2 separate regions of the Homo sapiens genome follow, and region 2 is linked to region 1. A link is an interaction called in ENCODE POLR2A ChIA-PET data of the cell type or tissue named here. Cell type or tissue: Caco-2. All regions are shown on one strand. Each heading gives the region's core, and the rest is flanking DNA. Links, peaks and the distances in the headings are about the cores only. Region 1 overlaps BAMBI (BMP and activin membrane bound inhibitor). Region 2 overlaps LINC01517 (long intergenic non-protein coding RNA 1517).

Region 1 (5,381 bases), core at 192-5,191:
GATTGCTTATCAATGCCTTTCCTGTTACCCTTTTCATATTCAAAGAATGGGAAAAGTTTGCAGAAGTTTGGCTGATAGGTCTTCCCTAGCAATAAATACTCTGAAATTCTAAAAAAGCACATCCCTTGGAAAATTGCTGCCTTGCTGGAAGAAGTAAATCCCCAACTGGTTAATCTCAGCTCTGCCACCTTCCTGATTCTATCCTCAAATTCCTGGAATGGCAGACAAATGAATTACACCACCACGCTGCAAAACAGTGCAGTGTTAGCAGATTAACAAGGACATGTTCAGAGTGTAAAATGTACTCCAAATAAAGAGTTGCCAAAATTTGAGAGTTGAATTTCGTCATTCTATGGGATCTCTAATTCCCCAAAAAAATCAATGATCTGCTTTTTTTGAGGCAGCAGATAGAGTCATATTGACAGGATGAATTGGGTAGAGGGAAGGGGAGTCAGTTGGGATCTGGAGCAGTCAATTTTTCTATTATAAATGTTGGTATCTGGAGCATTTAATTTTTCTATTATAAATGTTGGTATCTGGAGCATTTAATTTTTCTATTATAACTGTGACCCACAGAGTAACTAAATTAATTTCATCCAGGGTAATTAAATGATTTTTAACTCACTCCTCCACTTCCAAATTCACAAAGTTCTAAAAACTAGTTCTAGAAGTATTTGTATTTTGTTGGGAGCACCCGTGGGGCAGGCTGTAATCGATTGTGGCATTGAGAATCAATTGTTGAGAATGAACCAATCAGACATAAGCCACGCAAACAATATGGACACATTATCTGCTACCTATCAAATCCATTGATTTTCTCAATGGTTTGACCATTCGGAGCAGCTGAAACTCCAAGGGAACTTCATTCTATCAAATACTAGAAACTCAAGTAAGTTTATATGATTAAAACATTCTCATCAGTAGCCATCTGTATTATTCCAGAAGGAAACAATTACAAATGAACCTATTTAATAGGCATGAGAGGCCAAAAATAATAAATTGAAAATGAATATTTAAAATGCCATATCCAGTCTGCAGGTGACTGGCAAGTCTCAAGTATGCAAAGATCTTAAATATTAAAAAGCAATATTAATGTACGGTACAAATAATGGGCACAAGTTCTCAGATTTTAAGGAATATTATGTGGGCACAGTTTATGCAAGAATGTTGTGTATATGAATGAAAATAGCTACAATGTCTCTTCACAATAATCCTACAAGGTGTTACTACGGCCCCCATTCCACAGGCAACCACAGGCAACAAAAGTGAATATTCAAAGAGCTTACATAATTTGCCGAAGTTCGCACAGCTGTGGAGGTTTAAAGACATTTGAGCTGAGAGGCAGAGAAGAGGACCAATTAGAGGCTGTAAGGGAAAAAAAAAGCTATCCCGGCCCCAAAAGAGCCAGTTCCCTAGTCATGATACTAGATGCCACTGCTTTCAAGCTTTTAGCCTATAATCAACCCATATTGAAACCAGATTTATGAGCTCTTCAGAGGAAAGCTTTGTGATTTTCTAAAGCAGACATGTTTGGTATTTTATAAGGTCAAACCCCCTACGGTGTAGTGTTTTTAATAAAATCAGTTCAGCAGAAATTAGAGACACACCAGTCAATTTCTAGGAAGCCTCTAAGCCATTCAAAATAAAAGGAAAAAAAAATAACATAAAAGACATAACCATGCACAGATCAATTTTTTCAACAGTGGTAGAATGTAAGGAGTTGTAGATAGAAAATCATCTTGGCAAATTTGGTCCCATGTCTCTAGTTTGGGCAAATTTCCACTCAGAAAGGAAAATTCCTTTTGGGGGGAGTTCTATGACAATATTAAGCAAGGGTTGTTCCTGGTTAGCCTGGCCTTGTGACACCTCAGAGTAACAGTAAACATCTCTAAGACGGAAAAACAAATAAACCAGTCACCACCACTTCTGACATCACTGAATCAGGTAGACCCTGGACCTTATCTTAGTCCTTAATCTCTGGCTCCTGGCAACTTCTGCACTCTCACAGGGAAGCAAAAGTAAAATCTATATGTAGTTCTTAGTTACATCCAAAGTTGAGGTGCCTGCAGTATTTTCATAAGAAGGCGGATCTGACTTTCAGATTGGTGGTGAGGACACGTGTAAAAACTAAATGAATATCAAGAGAGAGGATTTTTTTAGGAAAAGAGGCAGGGCTGGCCTATTATGTGGCTAGAAGCGGAGCCCCAGAAAACTGAGAGGCCATGGGCACAGTGCCACCTCCCCACAGTACAGGGAGCTGTAAATAGCCTCGTGAATATACAATAGGAAGAACAAAGGCCCAAGATCAAGTGGAGAGGCTGCATGCATCCTCCATGAAGTTTGTGGTAACACCAGTCCAGACATAGGCCTCTCTGGGAGGAAGGGGTTCACTGATTTCAAAGTGTTTCAAAGCACATGACTTTAAATCCTTCATTGTTTTATTTCCTAAAGAATTGCAGAGTTCCTGGTTAACCTGTACTTGGAAAAAATGAGGTGAACCGGCCCTCATCAGGGCAAGCAGAGAAAAGAAACTCTGACTACGTAACAGATATAAAAACTGGCCACTTGAAGAATTGCTGAGCTTGCATAATGTCGTACATGAAATGAGAATGTACAAGGAGCAAGAAGTCCTTTCATCTCTAAACTACAATCTACTATAATGTGATCAAGAGCCAGAGTGGGGTTGGGCAGAGTGGCTCACACCTTAATCCCAGCACTTTAGGAGGCTGAGGCAGGAGGATCACTTGAGGTCAGGAGTTTGGGACCAGCCTGGCCAACATGGTGAAAACCCTGTCTCTACTAAAAATACAGAAATTAGCCAGGCATGGTGGTGGGTGGCTGTAATCCCAGCTGCTTCAGAGGCTGAGGCAGGAGAATCGCTTGAACCCGCGGCGGGGCAGGGGGCAGGGTGGTGTGCACCACGTGTGGTGTGTGGCGAGTGGGGTGGAGGTTGTAGTGATACATATGGCGCCACCGGACTCCAGCCCGGGCGACAGAGTGAGACTCAAAGAGCCAGAGGTGGAGGTGAGGGTGGAAATTTCACCAACAGACAACTTTGATCAATTCCCTTGACAGGTTTGAAGGGTTGGGTTCAACAATTCTTTGGCTTCCTCAAAAACTGACATACATAAAGCTTAACATCTTTTATAAAATATAAGGCATGCATGCAAGAGCTGCTCATCTTAAAAGGGACAGTACGAATGCTATCATTTATTAATATGTGTTTATTCCACAGCTTAGTTTTTTGGGGCAGGTGGTCTATTAATATTAATAAAAGAAAACCCCATACTCGAATATGCAGGCTGTAATTTTTTTTTTTTGAGATGGAGTCTCCCTCTGTTGCCCAGGCTGGAGTGCAGTGGCACAATCTCAGCTTACAACCTCTGCCTCCTGGGTTCAAGCAATTCTCCTGCCTCAGCCTCCCGAGTAGCTGGGACTACAGATGCACGCCACCACGCCCAGCTAATTTTTGCATTTTTAGTAGAGACAGGGTTTCACTATGTTGGCCAGGCTGGTCTTGAACTCCTTACCTTGTGATCCACCTGCCTCGGCCTCCCAAAGTGCTAGGATTACAGGTGTGAGCCACCGCGCCCGGCCTACGGGTTAACTTTTAAGCAAAAATTTCACATATACAAAGGAATTCAGAAGATACCCTCCATGGCATAATATTCTCACATTTAAAATAAGAAAGATCCACTGGGGGCACGGGAAGTACACAAATAAAGCATACGTTTAAATTCAGGATGGGCAATGTTATCAGGACAAAAAGTCTTATAAGAGGAAACATTGTTTCCTAGCTGTATTAGTTACTGGCTAAAGCCAATGTTCTATTTGGTTACATAAAGGATCATTTGGGAGGATGAAACCTAGTAGCAGTTATTTAAATCAATTGGTGTATCGTGTTCACTACAGAAAAGCTTTCTAAGTATTAAAAAAAAAAAAAGCATCACACTGTTGAAGCACAAGGTTTAAAATTAAGTGTGTTGTACAGTAAGGTTTGGCTAATTGGGGAGCCAAAATACTTAATTTGGCTTAGGACAAAATAAACTGGCCAATTAATCAACAGTAAAAGGAGACAGTGACTGACTTGAACAAAAAAACAGTTGTTTAGTTGGTTTTTTTTTCTTTTTTGGGTGGAGGTATACACATTGGAAAAGGTATTCCGGAACACCTGGATCAAAATGACCTTTGCTAGGTCAACTCCAGAAATTGATCAATCATATCTGACCTGGTACACATAAATTCCAGATCTCCTTCTTAGATGAAAGCTAAAACCAGAGTTATCCTATAGCCAGAATGTGGGTAAGACACTAAAAGATGGTCAGTATACATTTAGAAACTCCACACTGTAAGAAAATTACACAGGCACATGGAAGAATAAGCAAGATCTTGGTCTTGTTTAAAAAAGAAAAGAGAAAAAAAAAAACCAAGCCACATCCTAGAGTTGAGAACAAATTATTAACAGCAAATGGCCATTTGTATAATTAACATGTACTGTCTCACGTTTCCCAGTTAAATTTATGAAAGACACTATTAAATTTCAGACAAAATATATATATTTCTTTTAAATCTTTACAATAAATCAAGATGTAGAAGCTTACATAGGGCACATTTTTGTTTATTTAGGTACTCAATTCCAGCTCCCTTGGATGCAAATAACCCTGGTGACAGTGTGTACAAAGTCTTCTCTTTGCTTTTTATAATTTTAAAAGCAAATAACACATTTAACTGTATTTAAGTCTGTGCAAATAATCCTTCAGAAGAAATATCCAAGATTCTGTTTGCAGAGGTCATTTTGTCTCTCAAAGATGATTAAATGAGTTTGTCTTCAGATAAAGTGCTCCTGTCCAGCAGAACTCAAAAGGCCTTCAAGCTGTTCAGTAAGTGTAGTTCAGATAAGACTCCGTCATACGAATTCCAGCTTCCCGTGCCCACTGTACATGCCCCAGTGAACAAGCGAGAGGATCTTATCGTTGCTGAGGTCTGCTTGTCTCATTTTATCACAGGTCAGACAGCAGTTCTCGTGCCCACTGACCGGCACCATGCATTCCAAGTCTAACTTTGCAACCTGCCCCTTTTTGGAATGGTGTCCGTGAAAGCTGTAGTGCAAACGGGAGAGCATCTGTTGCCGCTGATCCTGCAGCCTCTTATTTTCACTTCGAAGCATCCTCAGGGCCAACATAATAAGCAACACTAAAATCAGCCCTCCAGCAATGGGCACGGCAATGACCGCTGCCCGGAACCACAACTCTTTGGAAGAAGTCAGCTCCTGCACCTTGGTGATAAGGTTTCTGCTACCATCATGCTGATACCTGTTTCCTTGTCCTAAAGGAGTACAAAGAAAATGATCAAACTCCATGCTAACTCCTCCTAGGGATATT
Region 2 (5,381 bases), core at 136-5,135, 100 kb before region 1:
CAGTAAAGACCACAACAGCTCAAGTGCCACATTGCACCCAGCACATTCTATTTTTAAAAGAAAGAGCCAAATTACCATTCTACCCATCAATCCCATTACTAGGTATATAGCCAAAAGAAAATAAATGGTTCTGCCAAAAAGCCACCTGTGCTTGCATGTGTATTGCAGCACTATTCATAATAGCAAAGACATAGAATCAACCCAGTGCCTGTCAATGGTAGACTGGATAAAGAAAATGTGGTACATATACACCGTGGTATGCTACAAAGCCATAAAAGGAAATGAAATCTTGTCCTTTGCAGCAACATGGTTGCAGCTAGAGGCCATTATTATTATTATTATTATTGAGACAGGGTCTCACTTTGTCACCCAGGCTGGAGTGCAGTGGCACAGTGTCAGCTCACTGCAGCCTCAACCTCCTGGGTTCAAGCGATCCTCCCACCTCAGCCCCCCAAGTAGCTGGGACTACAGGCACACACCGCCATGCCCGGCAAATTTTTTGTATTTTTTTATAGAGGATTTCCCCATGTTACCAACACTGGTCTCAAACTCCTGAGCTCAAGCAATCTGCCTGCCTTAGCCTCCCAACGTGCTGGGATTACAGGCGTGAGCCACCAAGACCGGAGGCCATTATCTTAAGCAAACTAATGCAGGAAAAGGAAACCAAATAACACATGTTCTTATAAGTGGGACCTGAACACTGGGTACACATGGACAGAAGGATAGGAACAACAGGCACTGAGGACTCCTACAGGAGGAGGAAGAACGGGAGGCAAAGTGAACTATTGGGCATTGTGCTCAGTACCTGAGTGACGGAATCAATTGTACACCAAACCTCAGCATCACGCAGTCTACCCAGGTAATAAGCCTGTACATGTGCCCCTGAACCTAAAACAAAAGTGGAAATTATTAAAAGCAAAGTATTTGTTTATATATCAAAATTCAAATAAATTTAAAAAATAAAATAAAAGAACTTACATAGAGCTCAATAAATGGAGAAAGAAACTCCCCAGGAAACACATCTAAAAGTGTCCAAAACCAGAACTGCAAACACAGACTATTATTATCCTTGTTTTCATTTTTAAAAGTTCCAGTTAGGAAAGATGATGGTTCTAGTGTTTCAGTGTACTAATAAAATCAGAAATGCCACTAAATACGGTCAATAAAAGATGTGACATCTCAAGGAGAACAGGTCATCTGAAGTCTGGAACATCCACAGGCACAAAGGCGTGTTCGGAAATAAAGTTTGGAGACAAACGAATTATCCAAGGAACGAAAAGAAGAGGGACAATCTAGACTTCATTTTATTAATGCCTTCAGGTAAAAAGCATGCCATTAGGAGTCAGGGATGTAGGTTTCAAGTCTTGCTCTGGAAGTCATTCAATGTATGACTTTGAACAAGTAATTCAAGCCCCCTGTGTTTATTTTTATTTCCACATCTATGAAATGAACTTTAGATTTGATCATCTCTAAAATCCCCGTTCTGCTCAAAATTTATATTGTCCTGAGAAACACTGGATTTTAAGTATAAATCTCAGGAAAATCCCTGTAGCATTTCAAAGACCTGTGAAGCTACAACGCTCAAAGAAACCTTTGTCCTGGTCTTCTGACCTGATCTCCCAGAGCTGCGTCTTACACTCCCTGTTCCAGGAGTTGGCAGTGGCAGAGTGGGCAAAAGCTGGTGTCTCCAACGTGATGGGTAAATGTCCGATGGAGAAAGCAGGGAATCCATAGATAAACACGGGAGGAAATGGCTTGAGAGTCTAATCAGGCTTACAGGTATGAGCACTGCACCTGGCTTTCTTCTTCTAATTTTGAAAGAAATTAAAACATTATTGCAGGTCCCTAAAAACCCCTGGGGCCTTGGGCACTGTGCCTCCTAAAGGAGATGCGGGCTCTGGGCTCTGACTTCTGGTTGTGCGAAGGCTCCATTTGGTGGTTGGTGGGAGGGGAGGGGATGTTGTCTCCTATACATTAAGGAAAGCCTAATCCCAGCAACAGTGAAACTCCTCATCTATACTTTTAGGGAGCACTGAGGGGTGAGACCATAAAACAACACAAACCCAAGTATTGTAACTCATATTCGCATGCTTCAACACATCCTTTGGTGATGCCTAAATAAAATGTACCTGTATGTACGATTACTCCAGTTAGTGACACACGAGCTGATACGCACAGTCGAAGCCCGGTGCTATCATCCAGTCCTGGGTAAGTTCATTAAAGTCTCTGTCTGTTTCCTCATTTGTAAAATGAGATGATGAACATCTGTAATCCAGAGGGCTCTTATGAGGACTAAATGGAGTAATATAAATAAAGAACTTAGCCCCATAGCTGGGATATGGTAAACACCGGGTAAACAAACATTAGCTAAAAATTGTTCAGACCGCCATCATCACTATCATCGCTGCCACCCATGAAGACAACAGAGCAAAATGGTCTAATTTAGAACCAACGTGGATAATCCAAGAGGTCTCTTGCCACATTCACATCATCTCAGATGAAGAGTTCAAGATCCAACTATAATTATCTGACTCTTATGTTTGGATAGATTCATAAGACAATAGGCTGATGATACAAAGAATAACACAATGTATGCAAACAATAAAGAACGTAAAGAAAAACCCAGGCAACAGAGCTACTCTCTAAAGCAGCTATGGGAAAAACAGAAAGTATTCTCTGTGGAAAACACTGCTGAGTATTATTCAAATGGGGGTGATCACGCCCCCAAAACAGAGTTGTCTAAACAAGAACTAGACACAATATCATGTGGGACCTTCACCTCTGCCAAGCACAGCTGAAGAGAAACCACTTATATCCCCAAAACTCAGCAACAAATTTTGATCAAGCAAAATAGCAAAAGAGGAAAGTAGAAAACTGAGTTTGCCGTCATGTATTTGGAGCATTTGAATGCATGCATGTTTATTAGACTGAGAAACGCATTATGAAGGAAGTAATTCAAGAAATTGCAATTAAGTATTTGAGAAGGAAACCAAAGTTAAGAGGGCATGAATTCTACCATGGGAACTGCAAGAAAAACAAACAAACAAAAAAAGGTATTCATGTCCTGGTGGGGAAAAGATAACCCCCGAGGAGATGAAAGAGACTCTTACAGAGAAACGAGACTCACAGATAAGGCAAGGGAGATGGGCCCACGGAGCCAGGTCAGTAAATAGCGTAAGAAATCTAAGTGACAAGAAACATTCAAAGGGATGTACACACATTGCTGGGAGGCAGCCCTTTTCCCACAAGAAGGGAAGATGTAATCAGCATGGGCTAAGGATAAGAAATGACTTCACCCCTACCCAGAATCACTTTTGCTTTGCCTGCCTTTTACACCTGAAAAAGGAGACTGTTCTTGGTGGCGAACAAAAGAAATGGGGTGGAAAGTATAGCAGTTTTCACTCTGGGCAATTAGAATAAAGTTAGCTGGGGCTAAGACCTGGGGCTGGCAGATGCAGTCAAATGCTCTGTGCAGATGCTTATTTGAGAGAGAAAATGAGACTGTTTGTCCCCAAAGATGGGAGAGTCAGCGTATATTAGCATGCAGACTGAGAAGGAGGCAGGACGCCAGGTCTTACCCGGGGGGCTGGCTGCAGAGAAGCTGGGCAGAGTGGGCCCATGGGAAAGGGGAGTCCTGCTTCAAGATCTTGGGGGGCTCAATGGGGTAGAGCCATGCCTGGAAAGAGGGGGCCTCAGCTAATGGTGCCTTTCCACCACTTGTCAGCCCCACCCCAAATGGACAAGAAGAATGTCCCATGGGATTGGGGGGAAGGAGGAGGAGAGAGAGGTAACACCATTATATGTGCAAAGGCGTTCTCATTCTTTGCTGCAACCTCCCTTCAGCCCAGCTATCAAGAAGTTAGGCCACAGCCACTACCACCTGGTCCTGGTCCTCATTATTTTTCCCTGGACTGTTGCAATAACTTCCTTAGAGGTCTTCTTCTACATATGCCTAGCCCCTCGACTCATCCTACACCCCCAGTCTCTCTGCTGCACAGCTGCCACCAGAATGATCTTTCCAAAGCCCAAATCTAATCATGTCTATTTCCCTCTTAAAAATCTCCAGTGGTTTCCCATCACCTGTGGCTGTCAGCAAACTATGACCTATGGGCCAAATCTGGCTGTGAACTAAGAATGGTTTTTACATGTATAAAGGGTTGTAAAAAATTAAATTTAATTACAAAAAATTAGCCAGGCATGGTGGCGGGCGCCTGTAGTCCCAGCTACTCGGGAGGCTGAGGCAGGAGAATGGCGTGAACCCAGGAGGCGGAGCTTGCAGTGAGCTGAGATGGCGCCACTGCACTCCAGCCTGGGCAACAGAGTGAGACTCCGTCTCAAAAAAAAAAAATTTAATTTAATTTAAAAAGAAATATGTGACCAGGCACAGTGACTCACAACTATCATCTCAGCACTTTGGGAGGCTAAAGCAGGAGGATCACTTGAGACCAGGAGTTCAAGGCCAGCCTGAGCAACATAGCAAGACCTCATCTCTATAAAAGAATAAATAAAATTAGCCTGGCAAGGGGGTACGGACCTGTGGTCCCAGCTATTTGGGAGGCTGAGGCAGGAGGATCACTAGAGCCCAGGAGTTCAAGGCTGCAGTGAGCTGTGATCCCACTACTGCACTCCAGCCTGGGCCACAGAAGAGACCCTGTCTCTAAATAAATAAGTAAATAACTGTATGTGACAGAGAAGTAGGTCACCTGCAAAGCTTAAAATGTTTACTATTTGGCCCTCTTTAGAAAGTTTGTCACCCCTATGATTTGGGTAGGGAACAAAAACAAAATCTAAATATAAGAAGATATATGAGACCTTTTGTGATCTGAACCGCCTGCCTCTCAGCTTCCTGTCCTCATCCTTCCTGCTGGAACTTTACCCTCCACAGCTATGGAACCATACATGGCTCCCAAAATATGCCAGGCATTCTCATTTCTCCTGCTGTCCTCTTCCTTTATCCTGGAATGCCAGGCTCCTCACAAACGTGAACTCTTTAGTCAAGCTTCAGCTCACAGACTGCATACTGCGTGAGTCTTGTCATTTATTTACTTAAGAGTCTGGCCTCTCGAGCCAGGACACTGCATCCACCCGTCTCAATGGCAAGTGTCACTTGGTCTGCAAATGCCAGCTCAACTGGAAACTTCCTAGGAGCAGGCTGCAGCATCTTATCCTCCCTGTAGCCCAGCATGTGGCCTGAAACATTGTCAACGTGCAACAATAAATAAAGCAATCATTACCAAACTACAAAGAAATAATTATTTAATAATAAGTAAACATATATTGCATTTGTTGCCAAAGGTGACTTCTGTATTAATCATCTGTATCAGTCTCTAAGTCTCTGTATCATCTGTGCATCTGTAACAATCATCCATATCAATCTGTAA

What was found. ChIA-PET counts read pairs that join two places held together with the same protein. Peaks named below come from ENCODE experiments on the same cell type or tissue, not always from the same donor. Only the 100,000 strongest peaks of a DNase experiment are listed, where the experiment ranks them.
Region 2: POLR2A ChIA-PET joins it to region 1 with 5 read pairs; 5 of 35 experiments call an interaction of 5 or more read pairs at or near these places.

The regions. Positions count from the first base shown.
Region 1 is chr10:28,681,927-28,687,307 of GRCh38, reverse strand. It overlaps BAMBI (BMP and activin membrane bound inhibitor), which reads right to left. Exons shown (of 3, transcript NM_012342.3): 3 at 4,376-5,325. The coding sequence ends at 4,907. Among named protein-coding and RNA genes, the nearest start is that of BAMBI, 7.1 kb to the right of the region's middle. RefSeq lists an enhancer at 2,525-3,433. In Caco-2, for the core only: no CTCF peak of the experiment used is centred there; a DNase peak (open chromatin) is centred at 4,927.
Region 2 is chr10:28,782,951-28,788,331 of GRCh38, reverse strand. The region is part of intron 2 of LINC01517 (long intergenic non-protein coding RNA 1517); the gene reads right to left. Among named protein-coding and RNA genes, the nearest start is that of LINC00837, 10 kb to the left of the region's middle. In Caco-2, for the core only: no CTCF peak of the experiment used is centred there; DNase peaks (open chromatin) are centred at 3,181 and 5,019.